Linked DNA regions of Homo sapiens: region 2 is linked to region 1. Evidence: chromatin loops called from intact Hi-C (ENCODE). Cell type or tissue: gastrocnemius medialis. All regions are shown on one strand. Each heading gives the region's core, and the rest is flanking DNA. Links, peaks and the distances in the headings are about the cores only. Region 1 holds the start of MIR1303 (microRNA 1303). Region 2 overlaps LARP1 (La ribonucleoprotein 1, translational regulator).

The links. Peaks named below come from ENCODE experiments on the same cell type or tissue, not always from the same donor. Only the 100,000 strongest peaks of a DNase experiment are listed, where the experiment ranks them.
Region 2: a loop joins it to region 1, with 6 times the contacts of the local background. A loop is called at or near these places in 4 of 110 quality-filtered maps.

Annotation. Positions count from the first base shown.
Region 1 is chr5:154,678,286-154,688,698 of GRCh38, reverse strand. It overlaps MIR1303 (microRNA 1303), which reads right to left and starts at 2,923; the gene lies at 2,838-2,923. It also overlaps a transcript of LARP1 not described here. RefSeq lists silencers at 5,431-5,910, 5,951-6,150. In gastrocnemius medialis, for the core only: a CTCF peak has its summit at 6,198; DNase peaks (open chromatin) are centred at 5,738 and 6,068; H3K4me3 peaks cover 1,813 bases; H3K27ac peaks cover 7,447 bases.
Region 2 is chr5:154,773,179-154,783,591 of GRCh38, reverse strand. All of the region lies in intron 1 of LARP1 (La ribonucleoprotein 1, translational regulator), which reads right to left. Among named protein-coding and RNA genes, the nearest start is that of LARP1, 23 kb to the right of the region's middle. RefSeq lists enhancers at 1,204-1,303, 981-1,607, 7,399-7,977. In gastrocnemius medialis, for the core only: no CTCF peak of the experiment used is centred there; DNase peaks (open chromatin) are centred at 4,291, 4,861 and 7,111; H3K4me3 peaks cover 402 bases; H3K27ac peaks cover 7,321 bases.

The DNA.
Region 1 (10,413 bases), core at 1,598-9,597:
ATGTGCCACTAGCCCTAGCTAATTTTTTTTTTTTTTTTTTTTTTTGAGATGGAGTCTTCCTCTGCCGCCCAGGCTGGAGTGCAGGGGTGTGATCTTGGCTCACTGCAACCTCTGCCTCCTGGGTTCAAGTGATTCTCCTCCTCAGCCTCCCAAGTAGCTAGGATGACCGGCATCCACCACCACACCTGGATAATTTTTGTATTTTTAGCCAGAAAGAGACAGGGTTTCACCATGTTGGCCAGACTGGTTTCAAACTCTTGGCCTCACGTGATCTGCCCACTCAGCCTCCCCAAGTGCAGGCTTGACCCACCTCGCCTGGCCTGCCCAGCTAATTTTTTTTTTAAGATGTGAACTTTTTCATTCTTCAAAAAGAGAATGTATTTTTACATAAATCTATAACAGAATTCAAATGTAGAAAAAATAAACTATATTCAGGGATAGAGTGCTCAGCACAGCACACCCCCTCCCCGGATGAGACTGCAGGAGCCTCGCCACCCCCAGGACACCCAACATCAGGGCAGCCACAGGCTGGCACATAGAGCTCCCTGTGTCTGTCACAACAGGCTGCAAATGCAAGGGGCCCAGACCCGAAGCATCAAAGACAAAAACCAACCCATTTCACTGTGGCAACTCACTTCTTGGCCTAGGTCACTCATTTGTACACCTACTCAGAAAGGGAGGCACAGGGAAACTGAGGGACATGCATCTCCAGATGCCTCGGATAATCCCCTACTCACTTCTGCCACTAGAGGACCCCCAGGAGAGCCCACCTGACAAACCCCAACTTCTTCCCTGGGCCAGTGCAACCAAAAACCTGCAGGATTCACCCAGGACTCCAGGCCCTGACAAGAGGCAGAGCTGGCTGCAGCTCGACTAATTAAAAAATTTTTTTTGTTGAGACAGGTTCTCTCGTGTTATCCTGGCTGGTCTTGAACTCCTAGCCTCAAACTTTCCTGCCACCTTCGCCTTCCAAAGCTCTGGCATGAGTGCCCAGCCTCCCAACTTATATATAAATACAGGCCGGGCGCAGTGGCTCACGCCTGTAATCCCAGCACTTTGGGAGGCCGATGCAGGCAGATCACGAGTTCAGGAGATTGAGATCATCCCGGCTAACACGGTGAAACCCCGTCTCCACTAAAAATACAAAAAATTAGCCGAGTGTGGTGGTGGGTGCCTGTAGTCCCAGCTACTAGGGAGGCTGAGGCAGGAGAATGGTGTGAACCCAGGAGGCGGAGCTTGCAGTGAGCCGAGATCACGCCACTGCACTCCGGCCTAGGTGACAGAGTGAGACTCCGTCTCACAAACACACACACACAACACACAAAAGTATAAATACACTGAAAAAAATAAACATAAGGAAATCCACCAACATGTTAACATGTTACATCTGGGTGGGAAGATTACTACAGATTATTATCTTCATCTTTATTTTTCTATGTTCTCCAATTTTTTTTCAAATGCTGCATTATTTTTATAAACAGAAGCAAGCTACAATATTGTAACAGAAATATTGAAGATTATATTTGAAAATATTCAAGGCTAAACAAAAGCAAGTTAGATATCACCTATGTGTCCGCAATCAGAAACCTTTGAGACTAAAATTTAGCCTTTTGGAAGCACCGTCCATCTTCCCCCAGACCCACCCCTGCCTCTTGGCAAAATCACAGCACCATGCTGTGACTGAGGGGTCGGTCTAAGAGAGACAGAGACTGATTTCTCTCTAGGAAAGGCTCATGCAGAGCTCTCTGCTTCCTTGGTTTCCAGAACTTCACCAGCCTTCTTGGCCTGAAGTTCCTTCTTCTGAAGTCAGGCATGGCTCTGCCAAGGGATACTTGGACAGTGATCCATGGGACTGGAGAAGACCCCTGCAATCCCTGCAGTTACCAGGTTACTTAATTAGCTGGCATTTAAGGGTCTGTAGGATCTGAACCAATCTTCCTTACAACTCCCATGTGTGCCAATCAAACAGTCTGTCGGCCATCTCCAAAGCCAGAAAGGGACAGTAATGAGTGAAGAGAGCTGGGTGTGATGCAATTGGGAAAGGTAAGGACTGTGGCAAACTGGAGTAAGCCCACACCTTCAAAACGAACGGCCACTTCTCAGTGCCAGTCTATTGCTACCTGGTGGGACCTTTCGATTTTTCAAGAGAATTGGAAAATCTGGATCTTTATGTGAAATCTCCTGATTTTAAAATAAATATTGGCAGGTAATTCACAAAACATATTTGGCCACTCTGCTGATCACAATTTGTGACTTGTCTTAGGAACACATTGAACTTTTTTCCCTCTGCACCTTTGCTTTTGCTATTCCCAATGCCAAGAACACTCCCCCACCCATCTAAGTCTAATGAACTCCATCTGTTCCGTCAGACCCAGCCAAAACACCACCTCTTCCGGAGCATCCCCGCAGCCAGAAGTGACATCTCCCTCACTGGGGCTGCACCACACATTTAGCTCTGTGCCTGTCTCATCCTATGCCCACAGTTGTTTCAGTAAGAGTCTTAGCTTTCCTGGTACAGAATGAGCTCCTGAAATATCCAGAAAACATTTGTGGAGCACCTGCTATGGTGCAGGAACCGTACTAAGCACTAGTGATACAGCCTAGAACAAGATGGATATGTCTTTGCCTTGATGCAGTACAGTCTAGTGTAGGGGGCAGATTTTAAATAAATAACTCCCTAGATACCTAATCCCAATTGTGATGAGTTTTATGGGGTTAAGAAAGTTTATAAAAGAGACTTAATCCAGGCAAAGGAGGATTAACCGAATCACGAGGTAGCTTGGGGAAGCATTAGCAGTAGGGCTCCCACTTAGGGCTGTACAGTTTACATGCTGCACAAAGCCTGGCAACAGAGCAAGACCCCGTCTCTAAAATTTAAAAAAAAAAAAATTGTAGAGTTGAGGTCTCGCTATGTTGCCCAGCCTGATCTCAAACTCCCGGCCTCAAGTGTTTCTCCCACTTGGCCTCCCAAAGTGTTGGAATTACAGGTGCGAGCCACTGTGCCCGACCCCTTTTTCTAATCTGCACAAAGGCATCGTATAGACTAGCAGAGGCAGCGTTTAGTTCACCCCTATCCAAAGCTGCTTTAAATAAACTTAGAATCTAAGTAGATACGGTGACTTCCCTATGTACATGCAGCCCAAAGAGATGTTCCCTGCTCCCCACTTTCTACGCTAAACCCTTAGACTTCTGAGATCAGGGAAGGCACCCCAAGGAAGTAACATAGGAGCTGAGACTGAAGGATAAGAAGGGGCCAGCCAGCTTGGAATATGAGGAACAGCATGTGCAAGGCCTCTGAGGGGAGAAGGTACCATGGCCAAAGGACCTAATAGGTGGCCGTTGTGGTGGAAGCATGGACAGAGGTAGGAGAGCATTAAGGGGTAGGCTGGGCAGTGACCACCCTGCATGGCTCAGAAGGCCACATTAAGGAGTGCAATTCTTTTTTTTTTTTTTCTGAGATGTTGTCTCACTCTGTCACCCAGGCTGGAGTGCAGTGGCGCGATCTCAGCTCACTGCAACCTCCACCCTCCGGGTTCAAGTGATTCTCCTGCCTCAGCCTCCTTAGTAGCTGGGATTACAGGTGCGCGTCACCATGCCCAGCTAATTTCTGTATTTTCAGTAGAGACGAAGTTTCACCATGTTGGTCAGGCTGGTGTCGAACTGCTGACCTTGTGATCTGCCCACCTCCACCTCACAAAGTGCTGAGATTACAGGCATGAGCCACCGCGCCCAGCCAAGGGGTACAATTCTTATCCTGAAATACCTTCCATATCCCTTCCATATCCCACTCCCTAACCACGTCATTTCTGGGTTTCACTGCCCATGAGAGAGTGCACAATGGTAGAAACTATCTTTACAGAGGGCCTGCCATGAGGCACAGACTGTGCTGGGGTCATACATTCATTCTGCCTTTTTTATGCTCCTAAGGAAGTATTATTTGATTTCAATGGAACAGATGAAAAAATGGAGGCACAGAGAGGATGAGCAGCTGGCCTAAGGTTAGCTGACTGTTAAGGGGTAGGCTGGGATCCACTGTGAAGTCCACTGTGGGACTTCAAACCCCTTCTCTTGGCCGTCATGCAGCAATGGTACCCATGAATAGACCGGAAGCGCAAGGAGTGCACACCCTTGCTACTCAAAGGCAGGAGGGTCTAGGGGCCTGCAACACTGGCATCACCTGGAAGTTTGTCAGAAATGCAGGATCTTGGGTTCGTTCCATCCAGCCCTACTGAATCAGAATCTACAATTTTTTTGTGTGTGTGTGTGAAAGGGTCTCACTGTGTTGCCCAGGCTAGAGTATAGGGGCACAAACACAGCTTACTATAGTCCCCACCTCCTGAGTTCAAGGGATCCTCCTGCCTAAGCCTCCCAAGTAGCTGGCACAGGCCACCACGCCCAACTAATTTTTAATTTTTTTGTAGAGATAGGGATCTCACCATGTTGCCCAGGCTGGTCTCAAATTTCCTGGGCTCAAGCAATTATCCTGCCTTGGCCTCCCAAAGTGCTGGGATTACAGGTGTGAGCCATCGTGCCACGTCAGAATCTACACTTTACAGGAATCATGTACACATTAGGAGCTGAGAAGCACTAGACTAGAGAATAATCCAAGCAAAGTGGCATATTGCCTTTGTAGCCCTTATGCAACAGTGTCTCATAAGCCAGGTTTCCAATGACCCGAAAACAACTTCTTATAACCAAATATACCAGATTGGCCAACTGTTCCATTCATCTATCCACCCTAGTTTTGTCATCTATTTCCACTCCAAGGGAAAGACTGTGAGAAGCTACCATCAACTCCAAAGACGAGGTGCTGTATGCTCCAAATCATCTCCCATTTGAGGTCTACTCTGATCCCCAGATAATTTTCTGGAACACACTTTTCACAAAAGAATTCCCTATGTTAGCCTGCATACCAAAGGAGTCAGAATGGTTTGGTAGAAAAGATTAGTGGGTGAGGAAAAGCAGGGTTCCCCTTCAGCTTTAAGGCCACATGTGACTTTGGGAAATGCCCTACCCTCACTTCCTAATCCCCATGTAAAATATGAATGGGGTGGACTAGACTAGGAATCATTCCATATGAGGCCTGGCAGGAAACACAAAGGAAGTTCAGTGGCCTAGGTGAAACAGTAGGGAGTAGCGGAGACTGTGGCAAACTAGAGGGCGAGCAGGTAGGGAGGGTGCAATGCCCTGACTACACAAAGGTATCCCCACTCAGAAATAGGCTAGAGTTATCATGGGAAATACGTTGACATATATTCTAATTTTTTGAGTTGGGAATCTGATTTTCCAAGAAATGAGTGATGTTTAAGTATTGGCAACTATTAATAGTTAAAACTTCAGAACAAACAAACACAACACTGTGTGAGCCAAATAAATATCAGGTGCCGGCCAGATCTGTCCGTGGGCCGTCAGTTTGACTTGCCTGGCCCAGATGCCACCCTAATGTTAGGTATTAATTTGCATGTGCGGCTGAGAATGCTGCAAAGCGGCTCCTGTAAGGATGGGGGTTGAGGGGTAAGATCTGTGCCTTTCCGGGGCCCGTCGCCCGTCCCCCACCGCGGCCCGGGCCCCTTTCGGTGCCCCCTCCCCAGGCCTCTCCGGGAAAGGGCCCAGACGGTGGTGCCGGGTCGCACGGCGTCGCTTGCTTCACACCCTCCCTACCTGCTCGCCTGCTCTCCCAGCACGGCCGGCAGCGCCGCAGCAGCGATGACTCAGCCTCTGGCGGCGGAGCTGGAGGGAGGCGGAGGGGGCGAGGGGGAGGACGACTGGCAGGGCGGGGTAAAAGGAGGCGGGTGGAATGGAGGGAGGAGGGGAGAAAGAAAGAGGAAAAGGAGAGAGAAGTGGGATGGGGGAGGAGAAAGAGGAAAGGGGGAGAGGAGACGGGGGAGAGGCGGAGGTGGGAGGGGGCAGTTCGAAGCCCCAGCTCCCGCCTCCTCCCGCGGCCGGCTGAGGTTGGGCTGGGCTGGGGGAGGACAGTGGGGGAACAGCGGAGAGGGTAGGGCAGGGGCGGAGAAAGGAGGGTGGCGTGCTGCGCCCCTTCCCCTCCCCCACTTCGAGAGTCCCGTGGGTACACGTGGTTCATTGCCACACCCACGGACCCACCCCTGCCTCTGTGGGATGGGAGGGGCCGGGGAGGGTGCCCGGGAATGCGGCTTCGGACTCTGAACCTTTAGTGAGCGCCTTCCAGCGGAGGCCTGGGGGACTGGGCAGTCAAAAAGGGACAGAGGGGCCGGGCGCGGTGGCTCACGCCTGCAATCCCAGCACTTTGGGAGGCCGAGGCGGCCGGATCACCTGAGGTCAGGAGTTCAAGACCAGCCTGGCCAACATGGCGAAACCCCGTCTCTACTAAAAATACAAAAATTAGCTGGGCGTGGTGGCGCGCGCCTGAAGTCCCAGCTACTTGGGAGGCTGAGGCAGGAGAATCACTTGAACCTGGGAGGCGGAGGCTACAGTGAGGCAAGATCGTGCCACTGCATTCCAGCCTGGGCAACCCTGTCTCAAAAAAAAAAAGGGGGACAGAGAGAGGTGAGGGCTTGCAGGGGAGAAAGCAAATCCACAAGGCGTATCCGCAAGTGGAAATTTAAAGGGAGAAATGAGCCTACTCGATGCATTTTTGCTAGTCTACACAAGTAGCTATAACACAAGGTTGAATTTGGAAGTCACACCAAGGAAGTTTCCTTAGCAATGTTTTGTAATATAAATGATGAATGAATAAAATGTACTATGGGAGTACATCTGTGTGTATAGAAGAGGACAAATGGAATTTTTTTAAATGTCTTTTTGTATGTCTGTTACATATGTGTGTTTGGGTGAATATATAGGAGTGTATGTGTCATTGAATAATGTGTATATATGTATGCCTTATGTATGTAAGCACATTAATAGCTGTATATGAGGTCGTGTGCCAAGAATACATTTCTGTGTATATGGACAGGTGTGTATCTTTATATGCCTAGGTGTTAACTGTATAAGACCTATGGGCTTTCCTGAGTTTGTTTTAAATATGCATATTTATGTGAATTTATGAGTTTGTGAATGTGACAGCATATCCTTGGGGGGTATGTGTGGGGGTTTTTTGTGTGTGCCAGTATTGTATAAATGTGTATGTGTATACGGGACTCCTGTCTGAGATCGTGTTATGCTTGGATATTTGTGTGTGTGCATGTGTATGGTAATACATTTGTGATCAGTCTGTGACCAGGGCTACAGGGCATCTTGAGGTTGCATGTGTGTGTCTGTGTGTATAATTGAGAATGTATGTCTGTTTTTCAGAGTCTTTATGGATATGATTGTGTCTAGCATCTCTGTAGCCACCCTGTCGATCCATTTGTGATAAGGGCTATGTGATTCTTAAGGGTTGGGCTGGTCAAGGCGGCTCCTTGGAGGAAGAGGTTCTTGTGAGGTGGGGACGGTAGACACAGGAAGAAGTTGCATGTGTGCTGGCCCACTGAATAGACCACCCAGAGCAGCCGGAGGCCAGGCAAGCAAAGTAGGCTGAAACAAGACCAGGGAAAGCGCTGAATGCCAGAATGGGTAATCACGGCCTCTTCTGGCATCTTCCGCCCTCTCAAGCGTTGGATCAGTTTCTCTCATGGCCCTTCTCTGGGTCTACCTGGTCAGTGCTCTTCTGCAGAGTGCACATCCTTGGTAATGAACATGGCAACAATGGTGGAGCATTACTATGAGCCTGCCTGCAGAAAGCACTTAACAGGCAATAGGTCAGCTCTGTGAGGCAGAAATTTGGTATCCCCAGTTTTACAGAGGGGGAGCAGGAGATTAAGCCCTGTTGGTGATGCCCCTGTTGGATTCTGAGGCCCCATGCCCTCTCAACCACTATTGACGTTTTGGGCCAGATAATTCAGCGTTGCGGGTGGCTGTCCTGTGCATTGTAGCATAATTAGCAGCATCCCTCGTGTTTACCCAGTAGATGCCAATAGCACCTCCCTCTCCAGATATGCAAACCAAAATGTCTCTAAACATTTCCAGAAGTCCACTGGGGACAAAATCGTCTGAGATTGAGAGCCACAGCACTACACTGTCCTGCCTCCCCTCATGTAAGTGTTTTCTGAGGGGCTGCAACAACTCCACCTTGTCCAGTGTCTTCAGCTGTCCCTCTTCTTTCACGGTGATCTTCATGACCGTGCAGGTAGCCCCTTGTCTTTGCCACAGTCAACAGAAGGCTTACTAGCCGGGCCACCTTTCCTAGCAACTCAACCTCTCTGTCTCCCAGGCACAGAAGGCACAGGGCTTGGGGCCTGATAGACACCTCTATAGCTCTTATTATTATTTGAATCACAGGAGTTCCCTGGGGTCAGAGCCTGGAGGAGAAGTGCCCCGAACCTGCTGACCCTCTCTGGCCCAGAGCTGTGGACACTGCTGGTTCTGTGAGTTTGTTTTCCTGGTTGAGCAAGAACACCACACGATGGTGTTGGGCCAAAACTGGTCCCATTTTATGCTACTATATCTCCACTGCCCAGGCTGGAGTGCACTGGCATGATCACGGCTCATGGCAGCCTTGACTTTCCGGGCTCAAGGGATCCTCCCACCTCAGCCTCCTGAGTAGCTGCTTACTAGGCACATGCCACCATTCCTGGCTAACTTTTGTATTTTTGGTAGAGATGGGGTTTCACCATGTTGCCCAGGCTGGTCTTGAACTCCTGGGCTCAATCTATCTGCCCTCCTCCACCCCACAAAGTGCGAAGGGATTACAGATGTGAGCCACCGTGTCCAGCCATCTTATGCTGTTGCATCTTGGCAAATGAAATGGCCTGGCTTTCCCCTCTGGCAGACCCTGATTTTAATGAGCCAGTGCTGTGTTGTGACCACGGCAGGAATTCAGGAAGGGCAAGGCAGAGCTGTCAGCAGGGCTCTTGGCATGTCCAAACCCAGGCCTCAGCAGGGCGTCCATGCTGCTGCGGGACCCTGCCACTGTAGCAGCTCAGGGTCCTGGGGAGCAGGTGCTAGAGAGTGTGGTGGCTCTACCACACACACAAGAGGTCCAACACTCCCACTACAGAGAAGACAGACAGATGGTGGTGCTCACAGAGGACTCCATGCCACCGCTGTGTCTGCCACTTGGGAAAGTCTCTCCTCTGGACTGTTCCTTTACTGCATGACCTCACTCTGCCCCTTCTGTTCTCCTCAATCCCTGCAGTGTTCCTAGTGTTTACAGGGCCCTTTGCTCCATTCCTCCTGGGATGCTGCAGAGCAAGGTGGTTAAGGGTGAGGGCTCCTATACCTGATTACGTGAGTCTGTGTAATCTTGGGCAAAGCACCTCACCTCTCTGTGCCTCAGCTTCCTCATTTCTAAAATGGGGAAAAGTAAGAGGCCCTGTCTCTCAAGATTAAATGAGATAGTGCATGTAAAGGATGCTAGCCATGTGGTAAGCGCTTACTAAATAGCAGCCATTATTATTATTATTATTATTAGAGACAGAGTCCCACTCTGTTGCCCAGGCTGGAGTGCAGTGGTGTGATATTGGCTCACTGCAACCTCCACTTCCTGGGTTCAAGCGATTCTCCTGCCCCAGCCTCCCAAGTAGCTGGGATTACAGGCGTATGCCACCACACCTGGCTAATTTTTGTTTGTTTGTTTGTTTAGTAGAGACGGGGTTTCACCATGTTGGCTAGGCTGGTCTTGAACTCCTGACCTCAGGTGTTCCGTCCGCCTGGGCCTCCCAGGGTGCTGGGATTACGCATGTGAGCCACCACACACAGCCTAGTAGCTATCATCATTGCTATTCTTTTTTTTTTTTTTGAGACAGGGACTTGCTGTGTCGCTTAGGCTGGAGTGTAGTGGTGTGATCACTGCTCACTGCAGCCTCAACACTCTGGGCTCAAGGGATCCTCCTGCCTCAGCCTCCCAAGTAGCTGGGACTAGAGGCATGTGCCACCATGCCCAGCTAATTTTTTTTTTTTTTAAAGACAGAGTTTCACTCTTGTCGCCCAGGCTGGAGTGCAATGGCACGATCTCAGCTCACCACCACAACCTCTGCCTCCCAGGTTCAAGGGATTCTCCCACCTCAGCCTCCTGAGTAGCTGGGATTACAGGTATGTGCTACCACGCCCAGCTAATTTTGTATTTTTAGTAGAGACGGGGTTTCTCCATGTTGGTCAGGCTGGTCTTGAACTCCTGACCTCAGATGATCCGCCCGCCTCGGCCTCCCAAAGTGCTGGGATTACAGGCATGAGCCACTGCGCCTGGCCAATTTTTTTTTTTTTTTTTTAATTGTTAGTAGAGATGAGGTCTTGCTCTATTGCCCAGGCTGATCTTGAACTCCTGGGCTCAAGTGATCCTCCTGCCTTGATCTCCCAAAGTGCTGGGATTACAGGCATGAGCCACCACGCCTGTCTATTGCTATTATTCTTGAATAACAATAAAAGGAGAATGAGCTCTTACTAATTGCCAAGCAA
Region 2 (10,413 bases), core at 1,698-9,697, 95 kb before region 1:
TGGAGCCAAGCAGTCTGACTCTAAAACCTGTGCTCTTAACCACTAAAAGGAGGTGGAAGAGAAGCTAAGGGGTATAAGTTACAACCTTATTGTAGCCAACAGGACAGTTTCTCAATAGCAGGGATGCCTGGGCATCATTCTACATACTGGGGAAAACCAAAGCCTGTTGCAGGGAAGCCTAAGCTAACAGCTGGACAAGTGGCACCTCGGTGGTTGGAAGTGCCTAGTTTCCCTACCCAGAGAGGCAAGGGAAACTACCACCAAGCACACCCAGTTTGAGTCTAACTCCAGCACTCTGGCACTGGCAGCACTATGAAGAAAGAGACATTCCTTCCAGACCCACCTCCCAGTTCCTCTCAGTTCTCCCAGAGGCTGCTCAGGGGGATCCAGCTGACATGGATTGTGCCCCACCCTCAGCCCCCAGATATAAGGAAGGCCACCACTATCTCCCTAAGCCTGTGTCCAGGGACCCTGACTGTGGAAGGCAGCAATACCATCTGAAGGGAGGGTGAGGCAGGCAGGAAAGAGTGCCTGGGTTATACTACCCACCTGTGCCTGTCCCTCCCAGGCCAGCCTGGGGACAGATTAACTGAAAAGCCTGGCTACTTTCAGCTGTCATTCATCCTGGGGATGGGGTGGAGTCATAGAGGGGAGCCTGGAGACCCACAGGCCTTTCCTCCCATACTGACTGACCCCAGGACCCCCTAAGCAGGAACATTCTTCTATGGAGTAAAGAGAATGCCATGTTAGCCCTCCTCACCTTGGTCACCAGCTGCTGCTGTCGGTACCATCTCTCAGAGGCCTCTCTGCCCAGTCCTCCCACCCAAATTTCCCTAGACCTGCGGATGAAATGCAGGAGGGGCTGGAAGGGCATTCTTAGGGAGAGGAGTGGGCAGAGAAAGGGAAGGAGAGAAATGTTCAGGTCAGATCATCTTGAGTTCCCACTGAAAGGAAGCTGCAGACCACCAGTCAGCTCAGGAATGCAGAGTCTGCATCCCCTTGGCCCGGGAGGAGGAGCAAGGGTGGGCCAGGCTCCAGTCACATGATGCTGGCCAGCCTGGCCCAGCCCAGGCCCAGCCCCAGCTGACTATCTTTAGCCTGTGGTGACCCAGGTGGCCCAGTGCTCCCACTCTCCCCGCCCAGATGTGGACCCAGCCACCCTCGGGTGGCTGTGGCCACTCCCACTGCTGGTACCAGTCCCTGAAATCTTGCTTCAAAGCTGATCAATAATCAACACAGCTGAAATATATCAGCGGCCACTAAAGCTCCTGGCCTCCAAGTGCCAGCTCCCTAACCCAGCCTTTTCTAAAGAGCACATTTGGTTCTAGTTAGAACAGTAATAATAATCACCTTTTACTGCATAAAGACTAGGTACCAAAAACTGACCTAAGTTGCTGTGTATGATTTTACTTAATTATCTCAAAAAGACACAATTATTCCAGTTGTCCAGAAAATGAAACTGAAGGAAGGGACTCGCCCAAGGTCACAATGTTGAAGAGCAAGATGACTGACTCCTCAGATCTAGTCATAGATCTCAATATAAATTCTCCTCAGGAGGCTTCCTGACTGCCCAATGTAAAGTGCCACAAAACCAGCAACTCTGGATCAAGTTCTAACTCAGTCTACAATTTAAGATCTTCAGGGTACTCACTACCGCCTGAAATGGTTGCATCTGTGTGTATCTCAACTCCACTAGACTGCAATCAATTACTGAGAGCTTACTACAGAGGTGTCCAATCTTTTGCCTTCCCTGAGCCACAATGGAAGAATTAATGTCTTGGGCCACACGTAAAACACACTAACACTAATGATAGCTGATGAACCTAAAAAACAAAAATTGCAAGAAAATCTCAATGTTTTAAGAAAGTACAAATTTGTGTCAGGACGCATTCAAAGCCGTCCTTTGGACAAGCTTGCCTTACAATGTCTTTGCATGATGCCAAAGTTTTTTACATGTAGTAGCTCATTTATTTTTCCGTTTTTTTTTTCCTTTTTTTTGAGACGGAGTCTCACTCTTGTCACCCAGGCTGGAGTGCAATGGCGCCATCTCGGCTCACTGCAAGCTCCGCCTCCCAGGATCACGCCATTCTCCTGCCTCAGCCTCCCGAGTAGCTGGGATTACAGGTGTGTGTCACCATGCCCAGCTAATTTTTTTGTATTTTTAGTAGAGACAGGGTTTCACCATATTAGCCAGGATGGTCTCGATCTCCTGACTCGTGATCCGCCCGCCTCGGCCTCCCAAAGTGCTGGGATTACAGGCGTGAGCCCAGAAGGTAGGTATGATGATGATTCCCAGTTAAACAAATGAGCTATGCACAATCAGCTTGCGGGGCTCCCTTGGGCTTTCCTAGGCCCTGGACTTCAGAAGCCAATCGTCTCAGACAGGTTGCTAGGCACACACAACTACACGCACACCTGACTCCATTACCCTGATGTGGGAGGCTGCCAAGCTCAGAGGTTTTCTTCCTGTCCTTGGTGGTCAGCCACCACCTCAGGTAACACAAACTCATTTTTTTATTTTTTGAGACGGAGTCTCACTCTGTCACCTAGGCTGGAGTGCAGTGGGTGTGGCACAATCTAGGCTCACTGCCACCTCCACCTCCCAAGTTCAAGCAATTCTCCTGCCTCAGCCTCCCGAGTAGCTGGGACTACAGGCGCGAGCCACCAAGCCTGTCTAATTTTTTGTATTTTCAGTAGAGATGGGGTTTCACCATGTTGGCCAGGCTGGTCTTGAACTCCTGACCTCAAGTGATCCACCCGCCTCAGCCTCCCAAGGTACTGGGATTACAGGTATGGGCCACCGTGGCCGGCCCACAAACTCATTTTTATTGTCCTTCCAATCTTAGGGCATCCTTTGTTGGAAGAGGCTTCTGAATCCCCAAAAAATTACTTTGGATTATTCCCATTATTGGAGTGGAGAGGGTGATCCCAGACCAAGTCAGGGCTGGAAAGACTTGAGAATCTCATTGTACATACAGAAAAACTGAGGACCAGGAGAGGCCAAAGTCACCAGTGATTTGCTGTAGAGCTGGCACTGGAACATCAAGTTCTTGTCTCCCAATCTAGAGCTCTTTGGCAAACCAGGAAGCCAATATCTGCTCCTCAACAAAATACACTCTGTGCCCAACTATATCCACTCACAGGGTCAGGGCAGGGCCTTAGGGACCCAAAGTGTCACAGGAACTGTTCCCCAAAATTACCGATACTGTCAAGAAAAACTACTCACATGGAACTGAAACACATGACCACAGGGGAGGGTGCTTTGAAGTGGCTCTGAGAGGGGCCCCATTTCCAATCCCTTTTTTCCTCTTTGAGCCCTGCCAGGGAAGGCTGAATGTCTCAGCTCCCTCTGGAAGACTTAGTGGGCCCTGGAGATCTTTTTCTCACTGTCTGTCTGTCCTGAGAGGCAGGCTGGGCACATTTGGTAGCCTGAAAATTCCACAGCAGTGGGAGGGACTTTCCAGGGAGGGTCATCCCAAAAGCAGATAGGAAGCTGGAGTTCTCGAGTAGCAACTAGTTCCCCCAATCCAGGCCAGCCTGGCCAGGCAGCCTTGCTTCCCAGGAGCTGCTAATTTGCCTCTCTCGGTGAGTTCAGGATGGCCTACAGGCTCCTTCAGTGTCATATGCTACAACCCAACTGGGAAAGAGTTAAGCCCTGGGATGCTATGAACATGGAGACAGGACAGGCTCAGCAGCCAGGGTGCTGCCCCACCTGCAGACTCCCCACCCCTGCACACGGATGCTCTCAAGGCACCAGCACACCCCTTTAGAGAATGTAGAGGGGGGCTGGGCACAGTGGCTCATGCCTGTAATCTCAGCACTTTGGGAGGCCGAGGCAGGCGGATCACCTGAGGTCAGGAGTCCGAGACCAGACTGACCAACATGGAGAAACCCCGTCTCTACTAAAAATACAAAATTAGCCAGGTGTGGTGGCGCATGCCTGTAATCCCAGTTACTCGGGAGGCTTAGGCAGGAGAATCGCTTGAATCCGGGAGGTGGAGGTTGCGGTGAGCCGAGATTGCGCCACTGCACTCCAGTCTGGGCAACAACAGCAAAACTCTATCTCAAAAAAAAAAAAAAAAAAAAGAGAGAATGTAGAGGGGGTCCGACCCCTACCCCAAAGCCACCCTACCAACAATTTACTATGCCACGGAGTTAAGAGACAGGTTAGAGCAGCAGTTAACAGCGTGGACTTTGGAGTCCATTCTTGGATGTACTAACCAAGAGCCATCATCAATTAAGTAACTCACAAGGCCAGGGGCAGATGAGTCAAAACTGAGCAATCTCTCATGTAGCTTGTAACTTGATAGGCATTAACTGGGCCACACATCAATGAGAGCCAAGCAACTAGGTTCATGAGGAGGCAAAATGACAGCTTACCGAGATGATCCCAGGAGTCAGACTTAACCTCTCACTTTCCTGAACTATTAATGGGGTCCATGACAGCTAGCTCACAGGATTAACAGATTAAATGAAGTAATAGTACCATAAATGCATGGTAATTATTTTTCATTTCTTTGGGGCAATTCTTGAACCTGACTGGTGCCCAAAAAAAGGTGGGGTAAGCGGGGAGAGAATATGGTTGCCAGATTTAGCAAATAGCAATTCAGGACACTCTGTTAAATCTAAATTTCAGATAAACAGTAATTTTATAGACTAAATATGTCCCATGCAATACTGGGACATACTTATACTAAATATTTGATTTATCTAAAATTCAAATTTAACTGGGTGTCCCCTGTATTTTTAGTTTGTTAGAACTGGACACCATAGTTAGGAAAGACTATTGCCCCATGTTCCAAACTGAAAGTGGAAGAGTGACCAGAGCCCTGGGCTAGAAGTCAAGAGACTGGTTGACAGTCCTGGCGCAGACACCAGAGCTCTTGCTATGGATGCTTGGCAAGAACTACCCTCCAGTGTCTTCAGTCTCTCTATTCAGAGGCCTGTGGTAGGGGTGGGCAGAATCCTATCATCCACAGTCCTTCCAGTTCTAACATCTTGTGATTTTGTCCTTATACCCATTGATCTCCATAAATGCAGCCGGCTTTCCAGGATAAGCTATTAAGATTTTTGGCATGCATTCGAATTATCATGTGAGGAGCTTGTCAAAACGTAGATTCCTGGGTCCCATCCTTCAGAGATTTTTTGCTCAGCAATGGTGGAGTCAGGAATCTGCTAGGTAATTCTAAGGTAGGTTTTCTCTGTACATACTTAACAGTTATTTTGATGTAACCTAATGAGTTTCAACTGTTAAACTGACAGGGGTACCCAAAACCACAATACCATATTTAATATTTTTAAATCAGAGCTGCACTTTTTTTTTTTTTTTTTTTAGACGGAGTCTCGCTCTGTGGCCCAGGCTAGAGTGCAGCAGCGCGATCTCGGCTCACTGCAAGCTCTAACTCCTGGGTTCACGCCATTCTCCTGCCTCAGCCTCCCGAGTAGCTGGGACTACAGGCGCCCACCACCACGCCCAGCTAATTTTTGTATTTTTAATAGAGACGGGGTTTCACCGTGTTAGCCAGGATGGTCTCGATCTCCTGAACTTGTGATCCGCCTGCCTCGGCCTCCCAAAGTGCTGGGATTACAGGCGTGAGTCACCGCACCCATCCTGCACTTCTTAAACCAGCAGTAAGTATAGTCATGAGCCAAATAATGACATCTCCATCCACAAATATGACAGTTGGTCCCGTAAGATTATAATAGAGCTGCCCTATACCAGTGTGCCACTTTATTATATATATTTTTTTAATTTTTAATTTGTGTAGGTACATAGTAGGTTTACATATTTATGGGGTAGTTGAGATACTTTGATACGGTATAATAATCACATCAGGGTAAATGGGGTATCCATCATCTCCAGCATTTATCCTTTCTTTGTGTTACAAACAATTCAGTTACACTTTGTTATTTTTAAATGTACAATAAATTATTGCTGACTATAGTCAGTGTGCCATTTTAAAAAATCTTTAAAAATATTTTAAGGCTAGTAAAGTGAAGCAGGGGGTATGAAGAAGGAACACTTTTTATTCCATATTTTATACCATATTTTTACAGTACTTTTTCTTTTTGATACAGAGTCTCGCTCTGTCACCCAGGCTGGAGTGCAGTGGCGTGATCTCTGCTCACTGCAACCTCTGTCTCCTGGATTCAGTTGATTCTCCCACCTCAGCCTCCCCAGTAGCTGGGATTACAGGTGTCCGTCACCATGCCCAGCTAATTTTTGCATTTTTTTTTTTTTTTAGCAGAGATGGGGTTTCACCACGTTGGCCAGGCTGCTCTTGAACTCCTGACCTCAGGCGATCTACCCGCCTCAACCTCCCAAAGTGCTGGGAAGTGCTGGGATTACAGGCATGAGCCACCGCGGCCGACCTACAATACTTTTTCTATGTTTAGATACACAAATACTTACCATTGTATTACAACTCCTACAGTATTCAGTATAGGAACATGCTACACAGGTTTGTAGCCCAGGAGCAACAGGCTATACTATACAACCTAAGTCCATAGTACGTTGTGCCATTTGTTTGTGTACGTACACTCTAGGTTCATACGATGACAAAATCAACTAATGACACATTTCTCGGAATGTATCCCTGTTAAGTGACACGAGACTGTACTTGGGTTGTTTTGATATTTATTTTAGATTTATATTCCTTAGTATGTATTAAACACTTAAATTACTTGAAAAGAAAAATAGCAGAGCTGTTCCAAAAGAAATGTTACTAAACTGAGTGACTCCCATTCAGCAGGAGTTCCTGAGCAGAAGGTAGTTTGAAAAACACTCACTTCACATTTGTAGAAACTGTAGATCAGTGAGCTAGCAGGCTTGCAATACCACTTCTGTGGTCTACAGAGCATCTGGGAAGAGGGGCTGGCTTGGGAGAAATGCAGATTCTTGACTCCCTCTATAAACTCCAGAAATTAATTTAAGAAGGTGGGCATAAATTGAACACCTGCAGTTGTATGCTTCCTGTGCAATTGCTCATGGCAGATTAATGTTTAAGAACTGAGCTGCCAATGAGTGAGACTGCCAGGAAGGAACCCAGGTCTCCAAACCCCAGTGCAGGGTCTCACTTGTATAGACAGGACTTAATTGGTTTACAAGAGCAGGTAGTTTCAATTACACACACAAACAGCAGCCAGAAGAGAGGTGCAGGAGGTACTCTCCCTTTACCCACCAGTCTAATCTCCAGCACCAGGAACCAACAGTGATCCAAGAAGCCACATGATGAGTGTCCTGACAGATATGAGGTCACAAGGGATCAGTCTGGGCTGGGGTTTAAGTTTTGTAACAAGCTCCAAAACTTGGCTTTGCCAGAAGAATGAAGGTTCTGAAGGGAATTGTCCACCTGCTTTTGCCTCACAGCCGAACAGCTTCTCTTACCCTAAAAATCTTACTGTTTGCTCACCCAATGCTCTGTCTCTATACAAAATAAAATAAAATAGATACTGGGTCTTGCTATGCCGCCTAGGCTGGTCTTGAATTCCTGGGCTCAAGGGATACTCTCACCTTAACCTCCCAAAGTGCTGGGGTTACAGGAGTTAAGCCACCAAGCCCGGCCATATTTACTTTAAAATACTAATAATAGTAATAATGGCCACCACTTACTAGGCATTTACCTCAGGAAGCCAGGCCTCCTGCCGTGCCCCTTTTGTGCATTTAAGTTTTTTAGTCCTCACAATGGAGGGACTATTATCCCAGTTTTAGAAGACTCAAGGCAGCTAAGTGGTTAGCCGAAGGTTATCCAGTGAGAAGGTATCTGACTCCAAGGATATGAAATCCCAGGCTACCCCAAACCCCTCTCAGCACTGCAGGAAACAAACATTAGGTTCTTGTCCCCAAAAGGCTCCAGATCAAGCCTGTAGGCCCTACAGGGGACTGAGGCCACCAGAATCCACTCCTCTTGAGCCCGTTAGTTCACCTGCCAGGTGGGGATAATGCAACTCAGAAAAGGGAATGATGTGAGTAAAAACAGTCAAGAATCAAAAACACTGTTTATTGCAAAGGCAATGCTCTAGAACCATCTGCAACCTGAAGGCCTGGGCTCCAGCAAGCACCAAAGCCGCAGGGGAGTCGCCTTTTTTTTTTTTTTTTGAGGGAGGGTCTCACTTTGTTACCCAGACTGGAATGCAGTGGCATGATCACAGTTCACTGCAGCTTCGACCTCCCCGGGTTCAGGTGATCCTCCCACCTTAGTCCCCTGAGTAGCTGGGACTATAGGTGCTTGCCACCACACCCAACTAATTTTTGTATTTGAAGTTCTTGTTTTTATTCACTTACGTTTTTTAGATACGAGGTCTCACTCTGTTACCCAGGCTGGAGTGCAGTGGCACAATCCTAGCTCACCGCAGCCTCAAGCTCCTGAACTCACACGATCTTCCTGGATCAGCCACCCAAGTAGCTGTGACTAAATTAGCTGGGACACCCAGCTAATTTTAATTTTTGTAGAGACAGTCTTGCCATCTTGTCCAAGCTAGACTGAAACTCCTAGGCTCAAGTGATCCTCTTGCCCTGGCTTCCCAAAGCGCTGGGATTACAGGTGTGAGCCACTATATCCAGCCCTAGTCCTCTTCTGATCTCCCCCTGGCAGCACCGACCATTCAAAGGGCCTCCTGTTTTTCTTTTTTTCCCTGAAATTACTGAGTTTCAACTGTTTCTTTCCTCAAGGAAACAAAGCCTACAAATCCTAATGCAGGCACTGTGATCCCCCCTGGTGCCACCTGAGAGACTTTGGTCAAAATACAGACTTGGTTTTCTGTAAAAGAAGTGACCAGACGGCTTCTTAGTGACCAAAGCCCTTTTAGATTCTGACCTGCTTCAAGTCTAGGATCTCCAAAGAGCTGGCACCTCAGAGGGGCAATGGCAGTGATGATATGTGGGCAGAAAAGGCCTGGGGCAGGGACAGCAGAGAACATCCCAGAGCAACTACAAGCCCAGCAACAGCCAATAGGGACCTTTACTGCCTCTCCAATCCCACCTCAGAGGAAATGCAAGAGATTAAGTCTTCCCAAAGGTAGTACCAACCCGTTATATCCAAGGGTTTGAGTAATAAGACTAGACCCCAGGAGAAATGAAAAGATGGTGCCTTAGACTCCTCAGCTCTGGCAAATGCCATCTTGAGCAATATCCTACCTCGAGGGAATTTGGCTCCCAGAGTGCAAACCAAGGCACCCCCTCACTCCCTGGAGCAGACCCTCCCCAGCCTGGAGACTTGGCACAGGGCTGCTGGGTGCCATAGCTGCTACTCCCTGCAGTGCAAACAAGCATGGGGCAGGGATGCAGTGATGCAGAGAAAGGCTGGCTTCCCTGGATCCATCCAGTATTTAAACTCCATCCAGTCTTTAAACCCCCAATCATCAGTACTCTGGTCCCTTTCATCTGAGGGCTAACCCAAGTCAGCTGCTCATCCTCAGCCCTCCTCCAAAGGGACGGAGGAGGCCAGCAGCAAGCCAATGGCATATCTAAGAAGCAGCCCAATTTTACAGGCTGAAAAACTGAGGCACCGGTTTAGGTGTGGAGAAACAAAAAAAAAAAAAAATGAAGCCAGGCTTCTACAAATCTCAAACCTGCATGACGTTCTTGTCACAAAGTGGCCTAGTGTGAGGCACTTGTGCCCACACTAGGGGTGCAGGATTGTTGGACAAACCAATTATTTAGAGATTTCTATGTCCCAACCTGACTCAGGCCAACCCATGTCCCCTTCTGCAACTACTCTGGCCCAACTGGTCTTTTTCCCACTGCCTATCCACATTTGTTCTCCCCAAGAGACAGGCCAGTGCTGGCCTGCTTCCATCAGCGGGGTAGGCTGTAGACTTGAGGGTACTCCCAGACAAACCAAGTGGAAGGCCTTTGCCCACCCTCCATTAGTTTCCTCTTTGTACTTCAAGTAGTTCCAAAACCAGGCAGGAAGCTCTCAGAATCTGGCAGATGAGTGGAAAGAACACTGGACTGGGAGTTCAGGGTGCTTGTGTTTTAAATATCCTATCCCTGCGTGGCAGCTCGGTTAAGTATCTTCCCCTATCTGTGCCTGCTTCCCCCAGCACAGTGCTGTGGGGGAACATGCACTTACACATGTGTGCATGTGATTTGTGGCCCAGGCTCAGAGGCCTCAACCCCAGCGTGCCTGCAGAGGGCAGGGAAAGAGTGGAGGGCTCACAGGTAGCAGCTGGGTATGTGCCTTCACAGCCACAGTTCCTTAACCTTTCTCTCAACAGCAAACTGTTACCTTCCTTCCTAAGGTGGCTTTGAGGGTTACAAAAAGATTAAGTCCCCTTGAAAGCCTATGTTTCTAAATGGAAAAAATATATAGCTTACAATACAGTGGATCCCTGCCCCCCTAGCCATAGTTTGTAACCCATGGTCAACTGAGACCCCAAAATACGTGAGTACAGTATAAGATATTCTGAGGT